3 separate regions of the Homo sapiens genome follow, and regions 1 and 3 are each linked to region 2. A link is a loop called in an ENCODE intact Hi-C map of the cell type or tissue named here. Cell type or tissue: dorsolateral prefrontal cortex. All regions are shown on one strand. Each heading gives the region's core, and the rest is flanking DNA. Links, peaks and the distances in the headings are about the cores only.

Region 1 (6,919 bases), core at 1,114-6,113, 150 kb after region 2:
TATGTGAATGGAGGTGAGATGGTAAGAAAGAAACTCCCCTCAGGAACCCCACATCCAAGTCTGACTCTCTTTCACTTATTTTGGCCTCAGAGAGAAAAACTATAATTCTGTGACTTCTTGGGAAATGCTAATTGAATAACTCAAGTCATATTCCGGCCCTCACTGAAAATTAAAGATCTTCAGAACAGCTTGGTCCTTTACTCTGAAACTCTTGTAGCTTAAGCATCTTTCTTCCATCTCTTGAAGTCCTTTTTCAGAGTTACATGCGACAGTAATGAGTGCTAGAGAAATGGATGGATGGAATTACAGGCACAAAAGCCTGTTGAGAGGCACAGGAAAAGCCTCTTCCTTTTTGATTTTTTTAATATAGACCTGAGAGCCAGGCTGTACAGTGAATGCATGGGACGGAGCTATTGAGACCACTTAGGAGAGATTGGCAGAGAGTGGGGAACGACGTCTGCACTGGAAGTGGGTTGAGTAGGTTTTTCTTTAGCACTTTGAAGTGCTTTTCAAAAGACAGCACCTTCTCCTTTCATGCCAGCTTGAAATTGGGCCTCCTTTTGCACAGAAAGTTCTTCAATTAAAATTAGATGTGAAAAGTACAAGTTGCAAAGTGAGAGGATCCTTTGGGATAGACCACGAGGCCTGGATTGGGGGCAGGGTAGTGGGCAGCAAGGTGAGTGACAGGACCCAGGAATGAACTGGGTAGCTTCAGAGGGTGGACACAGAGCATTGGTCTCGAGCCCTAAGAGGATGCCTGGCAGGAAGATGTGCCAGAGCAGAACCTGGGCTTGGGGACTGGGAACAAGGTTTAGCTTCCCACTGGATTCATCTTTGAAAAAGCAGGCACTCATAACTTGAGGCTAGTCCAGCTGTGACCAGGTAACCTGGCTCCCATTCCTCTTCCTTGCCCAGCTGTTGCTGCTACGGCAGTCAGGACAGATGCTATGTGATTCTGTGCAACCTTTAACATCTCAGTTGGATCGTGAGGGTAATCCCCTAGCTAGAGTAATTAGTTATTCTGCTAGTACAGAGTTTGTCAAACAACACATGCTTTTCTGAATGCATCTTACTCTGGAGCCCAGATTTCCTTGGGGACCCAGAAGCATATCTTCTGGGAGAGCAGGCATCTTGAAGAAGCCATGTTATTGGGTTATTCTTCACTCACTGCATCCTCTTCGTGTGTATCTGTTAGAAAATATCTAAATCATCATGTTACTGAACTGCGTATTGGGGCAGAAGCACTACACATTCTCCTTGCAGCCAAGTGACCCTAATCCAGTTATGATACGTGTCTCTAGTCTCTTATTCTATGCCTAGGCAAATATCAATCACGGATCAATGCTGCTGAGCACAGCCTCATAGCATTCTTTTCTGCTGTTCCAGAAAGCCAGCACTAATTGACTGGAACTGGCACTTCTCTCTGCAGACTGATTTGTTTTTGGTGTTCATGGCCATCACAGACCTCAAGTTTACATAACTGGGGCATTGTGAGCCAATTTTAGATTTCAAGGGAAAAAATATCTAAGTGGCTCAGCTCTTATCAAGCATCCACCCAATTTTAATCGATTCTGGTTAGGAGTGTGGGATGGGTACAGTTAGCATGAGCTACATAATTTGCAGGGCCCAGTGCAAAATGAAAATGCAGGGTTTCTTGTCCAAAAGAAGCAGGAAAAAGGCTTTCTTCTTTCTTCCACAGTCTTGACCTGTTTTGGTGTGAGTTTTTATCTGCTACCTAATGTCATACTCCATGAAGCATAGAATACTTATGGGGCAAGTACAGACCCTCACAGGCACCAGGGATCCTTCCCTGTGACTCAGGCACGCAGGGCACCACTCAGCCCCACCTTTCCTGCACTTGTGCCCCAGCCCCTACCAGAGTGGAAGGTGGCAGAAGTTACTGATGGGGCAAGGAGTACAGAGGACACATCATGGGGCAAGGGAGCAGGTGGCAGTTCCTAGGAAGGTGGTGGGAGTTGGGACCCCACCAAGCCCCCTGTGCATACTTTATTGACCCATTGGACTTCACTTACACAAATTCAAAGACAAGATCACTGGGAATTTCTAGACGGCGACTGCAGAGCATTAAGCCCACACCTGAAGCCCCCTTGTGAGGTGAAACCCTATGCACCTGCATGGGTGGTAGGCCCAGGACACCAGCCCTGCATGCACTATTAGCATGATCATGGATGTCTGCACATATTCCTTGAGGATGTGCTATTCAAGAAAGGGAGAAGGGTCAGGAGCTGAGAAACAGTTTTCTAAACACCCAGTTGGCACACATCATGGCATTTGACATTATTTGACACATGTGGGAGCTCTTCCAGATGTCAGGCCCCTGGAGAGCCAGGCTGGCATTCTGAGAGGACGGAGGACATCCCGCCATCACCATAACTCCCTATGCCTCAGCACATTTTATGTCTGCCCGGACTGCTGAGCTCTCTGGGGCTGTCTTCCTTTCTCTTCTGAAATTCTCTCCTCATCTAGCTGCGGGGAATTAGACCTGCTGGATTTCCTCCTCCAAGTGTCTTCTGACAACTCTCTCTTTCCTGGTGCCTCTTCTCTCACTTGCCTCTCCCCAGGTGGGGTGTGGCCCTCCCGCTCTTCCATCCCCAATTCTAGCCTAGACTTTTTACTCTTGCCTTAAGACTAGCAGCTCTGGACCTTTTTAGGATCAAGAACCCCTCTAAGGATCTGCTGATGGTGACTGATTCTTTTCCCAGAAAATTTTCACACCACATCAGAGGGCCCATGACCACCTCCATTCCAGTCATCTATGATGCTCGGATAAAAATGCAGATTATTGGGCCTCACTCTAAATCCAAACTGAATTAGGAACCCCAGATGGGGCCTGGGTATCTGCATTTACTAGGCATTGCAGGCGATTCTGTGGATTCATATGAGAGGAACTCTATCCATAGGGCATCAGTGGAACTCTTGCAGGACACCCTAATCTAATCACCACAGTGAGAGCCTTGGCCACGGCTAACGTGTCCTGAATATACAGCTTCAGCCGGGAGCTCTCACCAACAGTACTGATGCATGGACGTGGTTATCAGACTGTCGTGAGAACTTTTGAAACCTACTGTGTACAGGCAAGTCTTGTGTCTTACAGTCAAATTATTCTTTCCACCAGTCTCTATATCCGAATTTGGCTCCCTCTGTCGTCGCGAACGATGATTAATTGATTTCCTCTGACCTCTGTTAACTGGCCACCTCACCCCCTTCCCAGTACGTGTTCGCCATCTGGTGGTAAAGTCATGGAGACACAGGCTGTACTGACCCTAGAGAATGTGGTACCATTTTAGCCAGCCATTTTTGCCCAGAGTAGGACTGTTATGTATTGAAAGCATATCCTCAAACACCTATTTCTCCCAAAAGTCCCCACGCCTGTCAAAATAGCCTCTATCCATCTGTATTGCAGGCCCCCTGTTATCTGAATGTCCTCCTCCTTTGCCTCCTACCCAATCAGATGTGGATTCTTGCTCATTCTGCTGAAATACCTCTTGAATGTCTAGCTTTCTCTACAATTCTACAGTCAGCTCATTTATCCACAAGCTTGTCACTGAGTTGACAGCTACAAAGATCCCCTAGGGTTTTTTTTTTTTCTGCAATGCCCATCCTCCATGTCTCTCTTCCTGTCTCTGTGTCACTGTCTCTCTCGTCTTGTTGCACCTAGTTCTATCCATCTACCAACGACAAAGAGGCTATCAAACCCACACTGCTTTCACAGCATCATCCCCCTGCCTAAGAACCTCCCATGGCTCCCTCCTGCCTCACAGATACCATCTACACCTCCTGGTTTGACATTCAAGTGCTTCTGCCACCCACCATACCCAGGTCCTTCTTCAGCCTCATCTCTACACACTTGGCCAGTCCTCTAACTTCCTCCCACCCTGAATCTTATAAGTCCCCACCTCTGTACCTTTACTCCTGGTGGCCCCTTCATGGAATGCCAGACCTCATCTGCTGCCATCTTAAGCCCCGTTTCTTCAATGTCGTGGCTCCAGGATCATCTTCTTGAGATGCCTTCTCAGACCACTGCATGCCCACACTTCCCCAGTACCCCTTGTCAGGGGTATGGGAGTGGAGACTTCACTGTAGCTCTCTCATACTGCATTATGGTTTCAAAGAGTCCATCTTTCCCACGTAGACTGTGAACACAACAGGATACAGGCACCAAGATTTCTTGGTGGAGTTTGATGCACATAATAACTGCTTAGCAATGCTTGTTTTGTGAATGGTCACAGGCTTAGATTTATGGAAAGACCTCACCATTCCAATATTGGTAATCATTATATGTGGTCTAAAGAGGCGGGCAGATCACGAGTTCAGGAGATCGAGGCTATCTTGGCTAACACAGTGAAACCCTGTCTCTACTAAAAATACATAAAAAAAAAAAAATTAGCCGGGCGTGGTGGCGGGTGCCTGTAGTCCCAGCTACTCGGGAGGCTGAGGCAGGAGAATGGCATGAACCCAGGAGGCGGAGCTTGCAGTGAGCCGAGATGGTGCCACTGCACTCCAGCCTGGGTGACAGAGCAAGACTCTGTCTCCAAAAAAAAAAAAAAGAAAAGAAAAGAAACAAAAGGAACTCAAGTGCTCATGTTACAACCTCATTAGCTTGTCTGAGTACTCAAATAGAATAGTCGACAATAAGACACCCCTATTTGTGGGAGCAAAATTCATGTGAACCCCTTAGATCCTTGAGTAATTACATGCTAAGGAAGGTATTTGTTACCTGATCTGGGCTCTCAATTTTTCTCAGGCTATTTCATGTAACAAAAGAGAAATCTAGCCAGCCAGCTTTCACTCCCGACTCCCCCCAGTGGCTCAGATGAGACAAGCTAGCTAGATTACAGCACTTGGAGAACTCCTGGGACGGCCAAATCTCAGCCCCACAATGACAGCACCATCATTTGCTAACCCCCATGCTAGGGCTGCACTCATGGCCACCAGCATTGTTACTGGCCCTCCGTTTATTAGGTTGACTGCTTGAGAGATGACTAATTTATCAATCTAGAGTGAGGACAGCTCAGAAATTAATCTTGGTTCATTGAAACAAGCAAAAGTGGTTTGATTGGCAAATGGGTCTTTGTTGAATTGCTTTAAAGGGTCTTTTGGCCAAATATAACGAGTTCTAAATACAAGGTGTCAAATCCATTGCTTAGGGTCAGTAGATAATTAGGAGATTTGAAGGTCGGGGGTGCTCTTTGTTTTCTGGGTTCGGTGCTGGTTTCTCAACTAAATTTTTTTTCCGTTGTAGGACCTTCTGGACCACCAGGTAAGAGCCCATGGATTTTCTAGTTCAAGGGGAGGCTGTGGGTGGCCAGACCCTAGGATCTCCCTGTTGGGACAGATGCGGGGAGGGCAAGAGCCTGGAGGCAGTCCTGGCTGTGTGTCTCCTTCTTTGTGCCCCTCACCTGAGGCTCTGCCATCACCATCCCCCCACTTGGCACTGCTTCAGCCAGAGAAGGAAGGAAAGAAGTGGGAAAGGATGTGGAAAAGGAATTGATGCCTGCTCAGTTTCACTGGTAAAGGAAATGACAGTAACTTCAGTGAATAATTTTTTTTTTTTTTTTGGTTAATGTCCCTGTTTCTGTGTTTTGATGCAGGACCTCCGGGAGCCGGCGGGTTGCCAGGACACAACGGATTGGATGGACAGCCTGGTCCTCAGGGCCCAAAAGGAGAAAAAGGAGCAAATGGAAAAAGAGGAAAAATGGGTATTTTTGGCAACTCTTCTAATTAATTTCCCTGTTATTTATCTCCATGATTGCATTTGGGTCGACTAAAACTGTGTGCAGCAGGGGTAAGGTGTTTCATCTCTGCACAGTTTAAGGCCGGTTTAACTCTTACCTAGAAGCCATTGCGTTCCGGGATACCAAGGGTATACTTCTTGGTCCCACCTTGACAGATGTTTATTTCAAACTGGAGAAGCCGTCTCCTGGGAACTGACTCGCACCCTTCTGCTGCAGATGGGAGGTGGAAGGAGCAGGAGCCCACAGCCCTGGGAGGGGCATTCTGTGGGCCGTGTGACAGCTGGTGCTGGTGCATGCTCTTTCGAGGCTCAGCTCCTGCCTTGCCCTCTATTGCCTCCTCCTGCCCAGCGAATCTGTGTTTGGTTGAAAATCAATGAACTGATGTTGGCCCCTGGTAAGGCATTTCTTGGCTAGAGGAATAGCTCAAACTGCTTGAGTGGAAAGGCAGCATCCTGGCCTCCCTGTGGCCGGCACTCAGGTCAAAGGGTCTCCTCTTCAGGGGCTACAGGATAACTATGAAGATATGGCTGGCATCTCGGAGGAGCTTCCTTTGCCCTGTTATGAGCAGGCCATCACCACTGGAGAAAAGGCCCAGAAGCACCAAGGCACGAGATGTGCCCAGGGAGCAGTAAGAATCAGGGGCTGGTGCAGGGCCTGGCAGGAGGCTGGGGCACAAAGGGGAAGATTCTGAAGGGCTCTGAGCACCAGTCCTGGGGAGCCGGGGTCAGGGCAGATCCACCTGAAGAAAGCTGGCACATGCTGTGGTGGGAGCTCAAAGACAGAGGGTAAGAAACTACTCAGGAGGCTCCTACGAAGGCCTGGCTCTCAGCCACCCGTCAAAGCCACTGCTGAGGGCAGAGGGAGGTTGTTTTCAGCCGGAGACTCCACTGCACCATCTTATTTTCAACCTCTTGGCTCTGCTACCCAAACTCACTTGGACTGGCCCTGGACGAGAAGAAATGGTAGAAAATTCTTCCAGACAGCAATTACTCCTTTGGTCACCTCCACTCTTATTCTCATTAGCAATTGAAGTAAGGGCCAGTGGAGAGGGAAAAATTGTCGAGCACCTCTGACACTTGGCAGTGCCTACCTGCTTGTGTTCCAGAGGGCAGCTTCAGAGAAAACGGGCACACACCGTCCAAGCCAGCTCAATCCTCAGAAGG
Region 2 (6,919 bases), core at 813-5,812:
CAGTCAAGCACTCAGCAAACACATTGTTTGGCCGTGTTTAAATCAAACATATGGGTGACATGCTAAATTCTTAACTGAAATTACTCTAAATATATAGCTACATCTCTTCTTTTGCCTATAAAATTGCTTTGCACATCAATAAGAAGAAAAGAATTTGTGGTGATTAAGAAATATAGGCTTCAGGGCTATATTCCGGGCTATCATTTACTAATGTTTGGACCTTGGGCAAGTTACTTAACCTCATTTTCTGTGAATTGTAGGAGATAACAACATTTACCACATGGGGCTGCCATTCAAGTGTTTAGAACAATGGCTACAACAGAGTAAAGGCATAATGAATGTTAGCTCTTCCTCCTTTATTGCAGTAGAATTCAAAATATGATTTCAGACTAGGAATGATAGCTCATGCCTGTAATCCCAGCACTTTGGGAGGCCGAGGCAGGTCAATCGTTTGACTCCGTGAGTTTGAGCCCAGCCTGGTCTCAAATATGGCGAAACCCCATCGCTACAAAAAATACAAAAATTAGCCAGGCATGGTGGTGCACATCTGTAGTCCCAGCTACTCGCGAGGCTGAGGTGGGAGAATCGCCTGAGCCTGGGAGGCGGAGGTTACAGTGAGCCAAGGTCGTGAGCCAAGGTCACTCCTGCCTGGGTGATAGAGTCAGAGCCTGTCTCAATAAATAAATAAATAAATAAATAAATAAAATATTTTAAAAATATGATTTCAAAAAAGGCACATTCATAGACAAAAAAGATTGTAGCTAACTAAGTACCTGCTTACCTTTCATAAAGAAGGGTCGAGTTGTTTTCCAGAGCTCTGGATTGTTGTTAAATATGATGCCTTTCTCATGCATACCGATGCACTGCAGCCCAAGTTTGCTGCCGAATCGAGAGCTGTAATGATTGTGCTTCATTATGTGGAACATACTTGAGGACCTGAAAAGACAGGAAACTTTGGTGTCAATTTTTAAGGGTCAGGAGAACTCCTGGTGGTACATTTTGACTAGGAGGTAGCTCTCTTAGCAAATGCATGTTGCTCCAAATGCAATGTGCATGATTTCTAGTATTCGGGTTGAATAAGCACTTCTGTTAGCATGAGGACATCCTTCTCCAGTTGAATCATTTCTACCTACTGACTCCCTGTTTCAACATCACCAAAGATAGAAAACACACACACACACCCATATACCATTCCTTACTTCTCTTTCTTCTCTAACCTCACCAAAATACTACCCACTACTGGAGTCAGAGCTGCAAGGCTGCTAAGAAGCTGAACCCTCCATACCACCAGAGCCAGAAGAACCTCCAGCCTCCCAGGTATCATCCAGCCTCACTCCACAAAGTGCCACCCACTACAAGAGTGAGCCACAGAATCAGAAGTTTGTGGAATTACTAAAGTCTTGTTTTCCTATTTTGGAACCAGCAGTTTTGCCTAGTACCACCCAACTCCAGTCTCTAATCAGGCCTGCCCCCTCCAGTGGAGTATCAGTCAGGGCTTGAAAAATATCTCCTTGGGCACTTCTTCTAGCCCTGAGCTTGGCCAGCGCCTGGCTGGACTGGCATGCAAAGTTCACTGTGGTAGTAAAGGAAGCTATTTTGGGGCTCTGCCTTCCATCATGACTCATCAAAGTCTCCAGGGTCACAGAGTTCTCCCACGACACAGGATGTGATGAGTCATGAGACAGGGCAATTTGCATGATGCTCAATTATGCAAATTCAAGATGCATTAGATGTCATTGGTATTATCTTGATTTTAGATGTTGTTGTTACTTTCTTGGTGAACTTAATATTTATACAAAATTTCATGTATTAATTGCAACTTTGGTCCTCCCTCTCCTCTGGTCTCCTGAAATTTTGTTTCACAGCTGCAAATTCTCCCACTATGGAGGTTTTCAGAACAAATAACCCTCAAAGATTGCAAGTGGTTACTATAATATCTGCAATTGGTTCTCAGGTTGGAGAGACTTGCTCCTCCATCTCCTAGTTGACACTTGGCTCCTAAAAGGATACTTTTGCCTTAATGAGGTTGTTCAGTTAATGCCTGTTGAAATACATTCCCAGAGGACTCTAGACCAAAAAAGCGCTGCTCTGGTTCAATGTATTAGGTTGTGGGCTAAGTATTAATCCAGCTCTCACATCTGCGATGTGTTCCATAGTCCTATTTAAGCTTTAAAAGTAAGCCCCTGAAATAATGGTAGTGTCAAGAAATTAGAACAGGATTATTATTGTATAATAATATATAATATATAAGGTGTGGTAGTGTGTGCCTGTAGTCCCAACTACTTGGTGGGCTGAGGCAGTAGGATAGCTCGAGCCCTGGAGGTTGAGGCTGCAGTGAGCCATGATCAAGCCATTGCACTCCAACCTAGGTGACAGAGCAAGATCCTATCTCAAAAAAAAAAAAAAAAGCAGAGTTATTGTATAAATAACTTATTAATATTTATTTCAGGAAAAACCACCTATTTTCAAATAAAAACACTATTAAATATTCTCTTGATCTGATTCCAGATAATATTCATCAAATAATCCTAAGTTTTGGACATGTTTGCCTCTCCCTAGCAAAAATAAATAAATAAATAAATAAAAATCCAGATGCTTCCATTTGTATTCTGGGGAATTTGTCTGACGTTTCAAATTTTGTCATATATAGAAAAATTATGCTATAGGAAGGAATGAAATTCTTACTAATTAAAATATTTGAAAACTCTAGCTTTACTTACCTTCCCCTCCATCATTCTATAATTAAAGCAGAAATTAAGTAATTTATATATTCTTTATTCACAAACTAATATTTAAAAATTTTAAGCACTTAAAGGACAAACACTATTTTTCTGCTCTGACCCTGGGGCTTTTGCATACTGCATTAATCATATTGGCCTGTCCATTTCATTTAAGAACTTGCTAATCAGTTTTAAAAAGAGAGTAAGAAACTCCAAACATAAAACAAACCCAACGAAATATTTGCTAGTTATTAGTAATAAAGAGCCAACCTTTAAAATTCTTGTGTCCTTTAGGGGGCACCAACTTCTCAGCTATTTTGAATCCAAAGCTCAGGCTTGTTAGGGACAAAGCTAATCAGGCCGATGTGATAAAGCAAGGGATGTGTGACTGGCCACAGATGAGCAATTTAAAACAAGGTCACTTACTAAAAGTAGGCTGGATTTATCTAACCAGAGTAAATCAGAAAAGTGAAGAGAAGGTCAGTGATGAACTAAGGACCCCAGCCCAGAGCTCCTCCTGGCAGTCAAGACAGGCCTGGCTCTGGCTTGTGGGCCAGCCTGCAATACTGCCAGAGGCAAGTGTTATACTGATTATTTGGGAGAGTGAGGATTTCTTAGCACTGAGGAGAGTCCAGCTGAGTCCCCAGCCTCAGCAGGGACAGTGCACAGCGTTGGGTGTCTGATCACTAGGGTTATTATCCCTCATTAAGCATGATTGAAGATAAAAGACATCTCCAAAGATGGCAAACCTATTGTCTGTTCAAAATGAAAAGTAGTCAGGGAGTAAGCTCTTAGGTGATGAGAAGAAAGCCACCTGAGTTCTGGGATTAAACAATTCACACACTTGTGGGCAGATTCAACAGTGATGAGGAGGCAATTAATGGACTAATTGGTGCCTTCTTTTTTTTTTTTTTTTTTTGAGACAGAGTCTCACTCTATCGCCCAGGCTGGAGTGCAGTGGCGCAATCTCAGCTAATTGCAAACTCCACCTCCCAGGTTCAAGCAATTCTCGTGCCACAGCCCCCTGAGTAGCTGGGATTACAGGCACCCGCCACCACACCCGGCTAATTTTTTGTGCATTTTTAGTAGAGACAGGGTTTCACCATGTTGGCCAGGCTGGTCTCAAACTCTTGACTTCAAGTAATACACCCACTTTCACCTCCCAAAGTGCTGGCATTACAGGTGTGAGCCACTGCACCCGGCTGGTAACAAACATTTAAAAACACTTGCCTCATGTAGATCTGTTCCATCAATCCTATCACCTTTTCACTGTCCTTCACTTCTCTAATATCCTCACTTACCCAGCTTAAATTCTAGGTGACTACAAGAGATAAACAATCTTTATAACAGAGGAATCTCACTGTAACCACCTAACCAGTGATCAAATTTAACATCAGTGCTAGTGGGACAACCTGTTACTCATCTTCTGATGTGATGTGATATGAAGTTCCTAGTACTACTGAAGTGTTATTGCAAAAATGTGCAACCTTAATCTAATTGAGCCTTTAGACCCAATTTTCAGTTTATAAGAAATACAGAGAATAGATGAATATAGTAAATGACACCCTGATGAAACAGTGAGAGAAATTCAGAATGTGGGATATGTTATAGCTGACCTGGTCTCTTCAAAATGTCAATGTCACAGGGGGAAAAGTGTGGCAGGGGGACGGCTCTTTCAATTTTCCTACTCATTTGACAATTTTCTTAACAGAAAGTTGGGAAAAAATTACTGTCAATCATTAAAATTAAAATACCCTTCCCTGAATCCTCAACTCCCTTGACCCTCTTCTTACTTTGTCATGGTTGTCTGATAAGACCACACTCTAGCTAAATCCAACTCTTAGCTTATTCTGTGCTTGCACCTGGCAGTTGAAGTGGGCTGGGAAAAAAAGAAAAACCACACATGCGCACACATGTGTGCGCATGTGTGTACGTTAGCGCACACGTGCCTGCTGTCAGGTCTCGGTTAAATTCAAGTGGGCCCTTAGTGTCGCTGGCAATGCTACTGCATGTCCCCAGCCCATTCACTCTCTCACTCTTCTAGATGACTATTATATTCTCCCTACTCAGCCCCAGCTGAAGACTTTATTTCCAATTTTCCCAAGAAAGTGGAAGCAACTACAAGAGAATCTCCACAATCCCCAACGACCCGGACCTGTGCCCATATATTCCACCTTCCCTCCTATTACTATGGAAATTCCATGTCCCTATTCAAGGCCAACCCATCCACTTGTCCCCAGGGACCTCTTCACATCTCACCTAGCACACTCTTTCTCTTCCATCAACAATCATTTGATTTTCCTCCATAACTGACCAGTCCCCCTACAACTCACATGCTGTAATTTCTCCTATTTTAAAAATCAAAATTCCTTTGCCCACACATCTCACTCATCTACTGGCCCATTTCCTGCCTTCTTTATGGCAAACTCCTTGGAAGACTTGTCTACACTTGCTGCCTCTGATTCTTCTCCCCCGATTCTCTTCTCTGGTCAGACTTTTGCCCCCACTAGTCCATTGAAACTGCTCTTGTCAAGGTCACCTGTGACCTCCCTGTTGCTAAATGCAGTACTGAAATCTCCATGCATTCCCTTGCCCCATCAGTGGTATTTGACATGGTTCACAATTTTCTACTCCCTGATATGGATTTTTCACCTGGTTTTCAGACATTACACTTTCCTGGTTTTCTCTTCTCGGTCTAGCTGCTCTTCTCAGTCTCTGTTGCTAGTTTCTGACCTATTTACACTAGAGGGTCTCAAGGTTCAGTTCTCTCTACTCAATCATCCCACTCAGATGTCAACTGGGCATGTCAAATCTAACATGTCTGGAATGGAACCCTAATCTCTCCCCTTCCCAAACTTGCTCCACCTATCTCAGGACACGATGTCCCCATTCAATGCAAAACTGGACAGCACTTTGACTCTTTTTTTTTCTCTCACACCCTACATCCAATCTGTCAGCAAGTCTGTTGGCTTTGCCTTCAAAATATGTCCAGAATTTTCCCTCATCTCTTATCATCTCTACTGCTACCACCTGGACCAGCCACCATCACCTCTTGCCTAACTGGTCTGTCTGTCCCCATCCCTTGTCCTCTTGCACCTATTCTCAACAGAGCAGCCAGAATGATTCTGCTGAAACATAAATGAGTCATATGTGTCAGTCCTCTCTCAAATTCTTCAGTGGCTTCCTTTCTTGCAGGGGGTAAAAGCCGGAATTGTTACAATGGCCTGCAAGGCCTGACGTGATTTGGTACCCTATTGCTTCTCTCATCTCCTGTATTCTTCCACTCAGGTTCTTGCCTTAGAATATTGGCACTTGCTGTTCCTTCTGTCTAGAATGCTTTCCCGCCAGGTCTCTGCATGGGCTACTTGCTCATTTCCTTTAGGTCTTTATTTAAATGCTGTCTTCTCAGTGAGGGCTGCCTGAACCACCTGTTTACAATCACACCTGCGTCTCTACAACTGGTCCTCCCCCATCCTCCTTCCCTATTCTTTTTCTATGTAACACCTATCTGCCTGATAAGTGTGACCAACTATCCTGGTTTGCCCGGGACTATGCCAGTTTCAGCACTGAAAGTCCCACATCCTGGGAAAGGCCCTGGTCCCAGGCAAACTGAAACAATTGGTCACTCTACTGATACACTATATATTTTACTTGTTTATTGTTGACCTAGTGACGACATATTGCTCCATGAGGTAAAGGAATTTTGGCTGGTTTGTCCACTGCTGTATTCCCAGAGTTTAGAACAATACCTGCTGCTATACATAGTAAGTTTTCAAGAAATATTTAATGGATGAAGAGCCAATAATGACTATTACAACTTAGAATCATTCAGTGCTTAGTATATAATAAATTCTCAGTAAATGTATATTCACAGAATAAATGAAGGAAGCCCCTGTAAATGATGTGTAAATTTGCACATTATTAAGACAGATGTAAAAATATAACCCTAATTAGTATGTTAATTGCTAACAGATATGCAAATATAACCCAAATTAGCATGCTAATTGCTAATTTCCCTTTATGAGTGATACATAAATTTTTTTTGTATTCATGACAAAAACTAATCTAGGGACATATAATGGACATATAGTGTCATACGCAGCACCTACAGACCTTCATTAATTTAGAGTACAGCTGCCTGGGTAGCTGCCTGGGGAACGGTGCACACATCATCTACAGCTCACCAGATGGACCGTGCC
Region 3 (6,919 bases), core at 871-5,870, 170 kb after region 2:
CTGTTTCACGCAGCTGTCTCCTCTCTGCTCTTCTATCTTGCAAATTCTAGCCGTCTCCTTCTCCCCAAACTCTGATTTTTGGCCCCTCAACTTAGTGAGATTGACAGGCTATTTGAGATCCTTCTCCCTGTGCCACTGGGAACTACCTCCCAGCAGTGAACTGGGACAATCCAAGGGTGCTTTCACTGCTCAGGGTCCAAGGCTGACACAAGCTGTTACTTAGACCTTGACTGGTTTCTAGCAATGTGCGGAGGACAGCAATTTCTGTAGTCACAGCTCCCTGTGAACAGAGGCAGAAATTTCACCCACTACCTTTTGTTCACCATCCCTATTAATGGTTGTCTTAAAGCAACTTTACCTGTTTTGCTATTGTGATTGAAAGTATTTTGCATTGGAATGTCACAGAAAAGGGCATTGGAGATGGAATCAGAGGTGCTTTGCTCTCTGACTTGGCAGCATCTGTTATAACCACTGTAGGCCTTAGTTTCAATATCTATAAAATGAGAGTAAGGATGACTGCCTAGCCTACCACTCCAATATGTTGTGAGGAATAAACTAAATAATGTATTTAACACTCACTATTATGGCAGCAGACACACACCTCTGAGCATCATGGTTGCAGACTTCTCATTAGGCCTTCCTTACCTTCTTTCCACTGTTGCTGCCATCGCCCCCTCTTGTGGTTCACTCCTCTCTCCAACCTGTTGGCTCAGCCAAATTTCTCTAAAAATAATCCAGCAGGCCGGGAGCAGTGGCTCACACCTGTAATTCCAGCACTTTGGGAGGCCGAGGCAGGCGGATCACCTGAGGTCAGGAGTTCAAGACCAGTCTGGTCAACATGGCAAAACCCTGTCTCTATTTAAAATACAAAAATTAGATGGGTGTGGTGGCTCACGCCTATAATCCCAGCTACTCCGGAGGCTGAGGCAGGAGAATTGCTTGAACCAGGGAGGCAGAGGTTGCAGTGAGCCGAGATCGCGCTACTGCACACCAGCCTGGGTGACAGAGCCAGAGTCCATCTCAATAAATAAATAAATAAATAAATAAATAATCCAGCAGAGCCACCTGGAAATGCTGTTCTTTAATGAACGTATGGTCACACTGCTGCTCTAAAATGGTTATGAAATGCTGTGTGTTTGGTATATAAAACTGCTTCCCTGGAAAGCACAAAGCACAGTAATATAAAGTGGTGTGCCAGAACTTTTTGCACCATAGGCTAATATGTCTTTTGTTTTTTTGGTCAGGGATACCTGGAGCTGCAGGAAATCCAGGGGAAAGGGGAGAAAAGGGAGACCATGGTGAACTGGGCCTGCAGGGAAATGAGGGCCCACCAGGGCAGAAGGGAGAAAAGGGTGACAAAGGAGATGTGTCCAACGACGTGCTCCTGGCAGGTAAGAGGGGTACGCTGTGGCTCTCTTTGAGGGCTTGTGCGCCCAGAGAACTGCCTGGCTTCCAACACCAGGGCTGCTCCTGTGTCTTCTCTCCTTTATGGCCTTATGTGGCCATCTGTTTTGCAGCATGTTTTGGAGTTCTATGCTTTCAAAGAGGAGAAACATGAGCATGTTACTCCATGTGGCAAGACCAGATCTGGGATCTAAGTATAAGTGGTTCAGGTAATTGGGTCTAAAAGCCATGACCCAATTTCAATATTTCTTTTCCAAGATATATTGAAATCCAGCACAATCCAGAATAAGACAAGTAAGCAGGCAACTTACGACACCTCAGAGGACAACTGACAGGAAGCACAAGCGTTTGCTTCACTGATGAGGTTGAGCCATCCTCAGACCCTGATCCTAATGGCCTTTTTTCTTAGAATTGGGGCAAAATATTGTTGTGCCAAGCCCTGGTCGACCTCAGTAGGGATGGCAACAGATTCAAGAGCCAAAGAAGAGACCCAGGGCCAGCAAATGTGACATGGGGCTTTACTGGGGGCTTCATAGAGAGGAGAGAGTCCAGTGGTGGCAGGCTGGACAGGAGAACCACTTTAGGACAAAAACAGCCCAGGGGCCTTGGGCTAGATGAGCTAACTCTCTTACGTGCAGCCCAGGGGCGGTGGACTGAGCAGCCACTTGCAAACAGCATGCAATTTACCTGGCATTTTCGCTTAACACCTGTACTAGTCTGTTCTCACATTACTATAAATTACCTGAGACTGGGTAATTTATATATTTAAAAAAAGGTTTAATTGGCTTATAGTTCTGTAGGCTGTACAAGAGGCATGATGCTGGCATCTGCTCAGCTTCTGGAGAGGCCTCAGGAAACTTGTAATCATGGCAGAAGGTGAAGGGGGAGCAGGTACATCACATGGCGAGAGTAGGAGTGAGAGAGAGAGAGCAAGAGTGGGGTGTGAAGTGCCACACACTTTTAAATGACCGAATCTCGCAATAACTCACTTATTACCAAGGAGATGACCCAAGCCATTCATGAGGGCTCTGCCTCCATGATCCAAACACCTCCCACAGACCCCACCTCCAACACTGGGGATTACAATTCAACATGAGATTTGGGTGGGATATCCACACCACATCAGCCCCCTCCCCTTAACCACCTCCACCTGGCAACCTTAACTTAACCCAAAACTCAGGGCCCTAATTGCCTGCACGGCCCCTGTTCCGTGGGATGGGCCAGGGGCGCAGATGTTCCTCAAAACAAAGAACAAAGCTCTGGGTTGGCAACTCCCAGATTCCCTAGCTCTGAGCAGACATTCAGATGCATCTGCCATCCAGGATCATTCTAAGGATACACTTCAGTTATTGCCATCAGGGGCATTTCCCCTACAAATACAGTGGCTGCTTTTCCAGCTCAGGGGAAAAGCAGACAGTTGGTATTTGTGGGAGAAGAGGGTAAGGGGCAGAAAGCCACAAAGACAATAGCACAGAGGAAAGAGCAGGTGACAGCTGACTCTCATGGAGGAGCAGGAGGCAGAAGAATTTTTAAAGCACAGTACTTTGGAGATCACCTATATGATAAAAATATAACATGTGAACATAACTATATAGTCAGTAAAGATTTAGCAAATACCAGAGAACACCATTTCTGAATCAGAGACTTTGCTAGTAGCTGGAAATGAGGAAGACTTATCTGTCCTCAGGAAGCTAGGATGATGCTAAATGTTCAGAATAATGACCCTGAATCAGTTGCCCATCCAACCGTCTATCCATCCATTCAGACTTGATTGAGTGCCTATTGTTTACCAGGCACTGTGCTTCGACCCACGTATCAAGGAAAGATTGAACTGGGTTTAGTACATTTTGTTTCATTAACAGCAGATGTTGCTATGCAAAACATGTATAATTTAAGACGTGTTTTGACAGGGTAATATACATAAATGTGTTTGAAAAATATAAAATTTTATTACACTTCTGTTACGTAGGAAATCTACACATCCAGAGTACCATGTTCCTCCATGCTGCTGACCAAGTGAGGGGTGATGACAAACCCTTCAGAAAAGCACCATCCCTTATGAACCCCAATTGAAAAGACCAGGTCAGAGCAGAGGGTGTCCCCTGGAGGAGAGTGGAGAGGGCGTAGGAGGTTGGGCCACATCTGCTCTGCCTGCAGATCTCTGCCCCTTCCTGGTGGACAGAGAGCTGCCTCCAGCTTCTGTGGCCCCACTTGTCCACTTGTAGAGAGAATGAAAAGGTCTGGCTGTGAGGAGGCAGCTAAAGAGACCTTAGCTGACTACTCTCTTCCCTTCTTCCCACCCTCTCTCCCTTCTTCTCTTCCTCCCTCCCTTTCTCTGTTCCTCCCTCCCTCCCTCCCTCCCCTTTCCTTCCCTCTCTCCTTTCTCTCTTCTTCTCTCCCCTTCTCTGTCCCTCTCTCCCCTTCCCCCTTCTACCTCTTGCCTCCTTCTCTCCCTTTCTCTCTCTCTCTCTCCAGGTGCCAAAGGTGACCAAGGCCCACCCGGTCCACCTGGGCCCCCAGGCCCTCCAGGTCCTCCAGGGCCCCCTGGAAGCAGAAGAGCCAAAGGCCCTCGGCAGCCAAGCATGTTCAACGGCCAGTGCCCAGGTCACCACCTCTCCCCTACGGGGCCCACCTCTTCTGTCAATTATTCCAAACTCTTGGTCTGCTCCCCAGGCTCTGTGACCAGATTTGTTTTAATAGAGGGAGGAGGGTTTTGTCCAAAATGAAAGTTCCCTTCTTGCAAACTTCTCACAGGAGTTCTTTGTAGTCTGCCCCAGGGCTGAGGACCAGGGACAGTTTTAGAATTAGGCCTCCCACTCCCCTTCCCTCCTTCTGCTTCCTTCATTTACCAGCAGACCAGTCCTCCTCCTTGCTCTGTCCGCCATCCCTCCCCCCTGAAACAGTATGGAAAGCTAAGCTGCTAACTTTTTGCACTCTTGAGAAGTGAGAAGCTTGAATGATGCTCAGGAGATGAAGGGGAAGTTTGGATTGGTTAGGTCCTCACGAATAGTAACAACAGTGCTACATTAAGCCAGGCACAGGGCTATGTGCTTATTTAATTCTCACAACAATCCTATGATATTGAAATCATTATTGTGTCCAACTTACAGCTAATAAAACTGATACCCCAAAGAGCTAAGGAACTTGCCCAAGGTCCCTCCAGGAGTAAGTGGCGGAGCTACGATTCAAACCCAGCTCTGCCTAACTGTAAAGTCCCAGCTCTCAGGGCATCTTCCATTTAGATAGAAATTCACACTTTGAGACCTGACCCAAGGTCAAGCCAACCAAGAGCAAGGAATACTTGACCTCTGGTGGACTTGTTCTTTAGCCAATTTGTGGCACAGTGGCCACAGGGTTGAAAGCTAACTGGAAATCAAGGATTTTATTAATGGAAAATACTTCTAGGGTGATGCTAGGACTTCTCTCCCAAAGGGGTGACCTAGGATCCGTCATCTAACTGAAACTATGAGGAGGGCCACTTGCGGCCATCTCCTCAATGGCACTCATAAGGAGGATCCTCACTGGAATTTCTCAGCCTTGCTGTGGCCATTGCTGTCATTTTCCTAAACAGTCTTGAGTTCTGTTTGGTGCACTGTTCTTTCTGGAAGACGTTTGGGGGCGCACGGTCAGCTGTCAAAATGGGCGAATCTGTGCTTTCGAAGATGGCACCATCCCCCTCCCCAACTCAGTGGAGCCTGATTATAATTCTGCAATGTGAGACCACGGCACAGCTGCTCCTCTGCTGGGCTGCCGTGCAGTGCCTCCCCAGCCATTAGCATCGGCCCTTTGCTCAGCTTCCCTTGAAGAATGAACTGAGCGAGACCTCCCCTGAGAGAAGGGGGCTCTGACCCGAGCTTTTGCAGAATTCTAATTTGCCACAGGCTCTGCCAGCCAGTGACGGCCCTTGTCTGGAGAAGCAGTCTCCTGGGCTTAGCCTAATCTACCAGGGGGCTGGATCGGCAGGGGCTGGATGCAGAGCAGGGAAAATGGCTTTAAATGAAAGGCATTATCTTCCATTCTGCCTCCTAGAAAGGAGTCTTTGGTTGCCAAGCATTTGCATCTGAACTTGGCCCTCTCTCCTGCTCCAACTCCACATCTTTAATACCCTGTAGTTCCCTAAGTGGAAACCCCAGTTGAAACTCCGGGGGCAGCAGGGTTGCCCATGGGAAGTTGTAACAGATCCCCGACACCACTCTCATCAGGTGACAGAAGGACTTCAGGGAAACACAGGCTTATCCAGCTAGAAGGAAGCTTAGAGATCATGGAGGGTCGGGCTCCCTTATTTTACTGATAAAGGAGCCCTTCAGATTACCCTCAAGATTTCCATCAAGCAACCACAAGGTGATTTGAACCCCTCAGGATTTGAGTGGGCCTGAGGTTCAGTCCATGTCCTGTCCTCTTCATCCTGGCCACATTCATCCTCCTCCCTCCTCTCCCTCAGGTTTGCTTCTGCTGCCCTAAGGCACCTCTTCACCAAAGGTCTAAATTCAGCCCATTCATTAAGGGGGACACTGATAACCTGAGGAGGATGAGTCACAGCTCAGCTGTAGCCCCAAGCCAAATTGAACCAGGCCCCTGTCAAGGACCTGTGTTTCTCTAGGCTCTTAGACAGAGACAGTGGGGAAATGGTCATGAGGGGACTCCCATGTCTCTAGGCTGGATGGAATCTAGATTACTTCTTCCTCTAAATCGGTGTTTCCCTGCCTGATGTCTCTCCCAGGAAGATGCTGCATAAAGTGGACCACCCCATTCTCTGGGGCTGCTACTTCACAGCTTCCACCAGCTTCCCTGAAAATGAAAATCCTTCCAGAACAATGCAATCATGATAGTGATGCCACCTGCCAGACAGGCCAGGAAGGCATCAGCAAGCCTCTCATTTCCCCAAATTGCTGAGGCCTTGAACAGGCTGGCTCAGGCCACTTTGTTGCTTTTACTGACGTCCTTTTGGGATTGTATTATCTTAGCAACTGTACTCCTGAAAAGCTTCCTGGGAACTCAACAAGCAGGGCGAAGAATTTGGAAGGCTATGATTTGGAGTTGCTTGAAAGCAAGCAACCAAGGAATCTGGTGATCTATTGCAAGGGATGTTTATGAGACTAGAGTCTGGAATGAGGTGGGGAAGAGCAGCAGCTATAAAGTCCAACAAATCTCACTGTGCCAACCGTATCGGCTCTGATGATTATTGTTGTCATTTTAGGTGAGACTTGTGCCATACCAAATGATGATACCTTGGTTGGAAAAGCTGATGAGAAAGCCAGTGAACACCATTCCCCACAAGCAGGTATAGAAACAAAGCGTCCTGTCTTGAAATTCAGAAATTGAATACCTTCAAGTCATAATTGGCAGGCAAGTGACTTTCTTTTCTCTTCTTTTGGCAGAATCCATGATCACTTCCATTGGAAACCCAGTGCAAGTACTGAAAGTGACAGAGACATTTGGGACTTGGATAAGAGAGTCTGCTAACAAGAGTGATGACCGGATTTGGGTGACAGAGCATTTTTCAGGTACTTGCACT

Evidence for each region. A loop is a pair of places that touch in the nucleus more often than their neighbours do. Peaks named below come from ENCODE experiments on the same cell type or tissue, not always from the same donor. Only the 100,000 strongest peaks of a DNase experiment are listed, where the experiment ranks them.
Region 1: a loop joins it to region 2, with 3 times the contacts of the local background. A loop is called at or near these places in 56 of 110 quality-filtered maps.
Region 3: a loop joins it to region 2, with 4 times the contacts of the local background. A loop is called at or near these places in 55 of 110 quality-filtered maps.

The regions. Positions count from the first base shown.
Region 1 is chr15:51,378,173-51,385,091 of GRCh38, forward strand. It overlaps GLDN (gliomedin), which reads left to right. Exons shown (of 10, transcript NM_181789.4): 3 at 5,264-5,281; 4 at 5,613-5,720. Among named protein-coding and RNA genes, the nearest start is that of GLDN, 40 kb to the left of the region's middle. In dorsolateral prefrontal cortex, for the core only: CTCF peaks have their summits at 3,239 (motif pointing left), 3,441 and 4,818 (motif pointing left); DNase peaks (open chromatin) are centred at 3,209 and 4,849; H3K4me3 peaks cover 1,659 bases; H3K27ac peaks cover 2,692 bases.
Region 2 is chr15:51,226,998-51,233,916 of GRCh38, forward strand. CYP19A1 (cytochrome P450 family 19 subfamily A member 1) reads right to left here. Exons shown (of 10, transcript NM_000103.4): 4 at 782-936. The region is part of intron 1 of MIR4713HG (MIR4713 host gene); the gene reads left to right. Among named protein-coding and RNA genes, the nearest start is that of MIR4713, 12 kb to the right of the region's middle. RefSeq lists enhancers at 1,455-1,749, 1,475-1,769. In dorsolateral prefrontal cortex, for the core only: a CTCF peak has its summit at 3,017 (motif pointing right); no DNase peak of the experiment used is centred there.
Region 3 is chr15:51,393,591-51,400,509 of GRCh38, forward strand. It overlaps GLDN (gliomedin), which reads left to right. Exons shown (of 10, transcript NM_181789.4): 5 at 1,245-1,391; 6 at 3,880-4,008; 7 at 6,602-6,685; 8 at 6,783-6,908. Among named protein-coding and RNA genes, the nearest start is that of GLDN, 55 kb to the left of the region's middle. In dorsolateral prefrontal cortex, for the core only: no CTCF peak of the experiment used is centred there; no DNase peak of the experiment used is centred there; H3K27ac peaks cover 923 bases.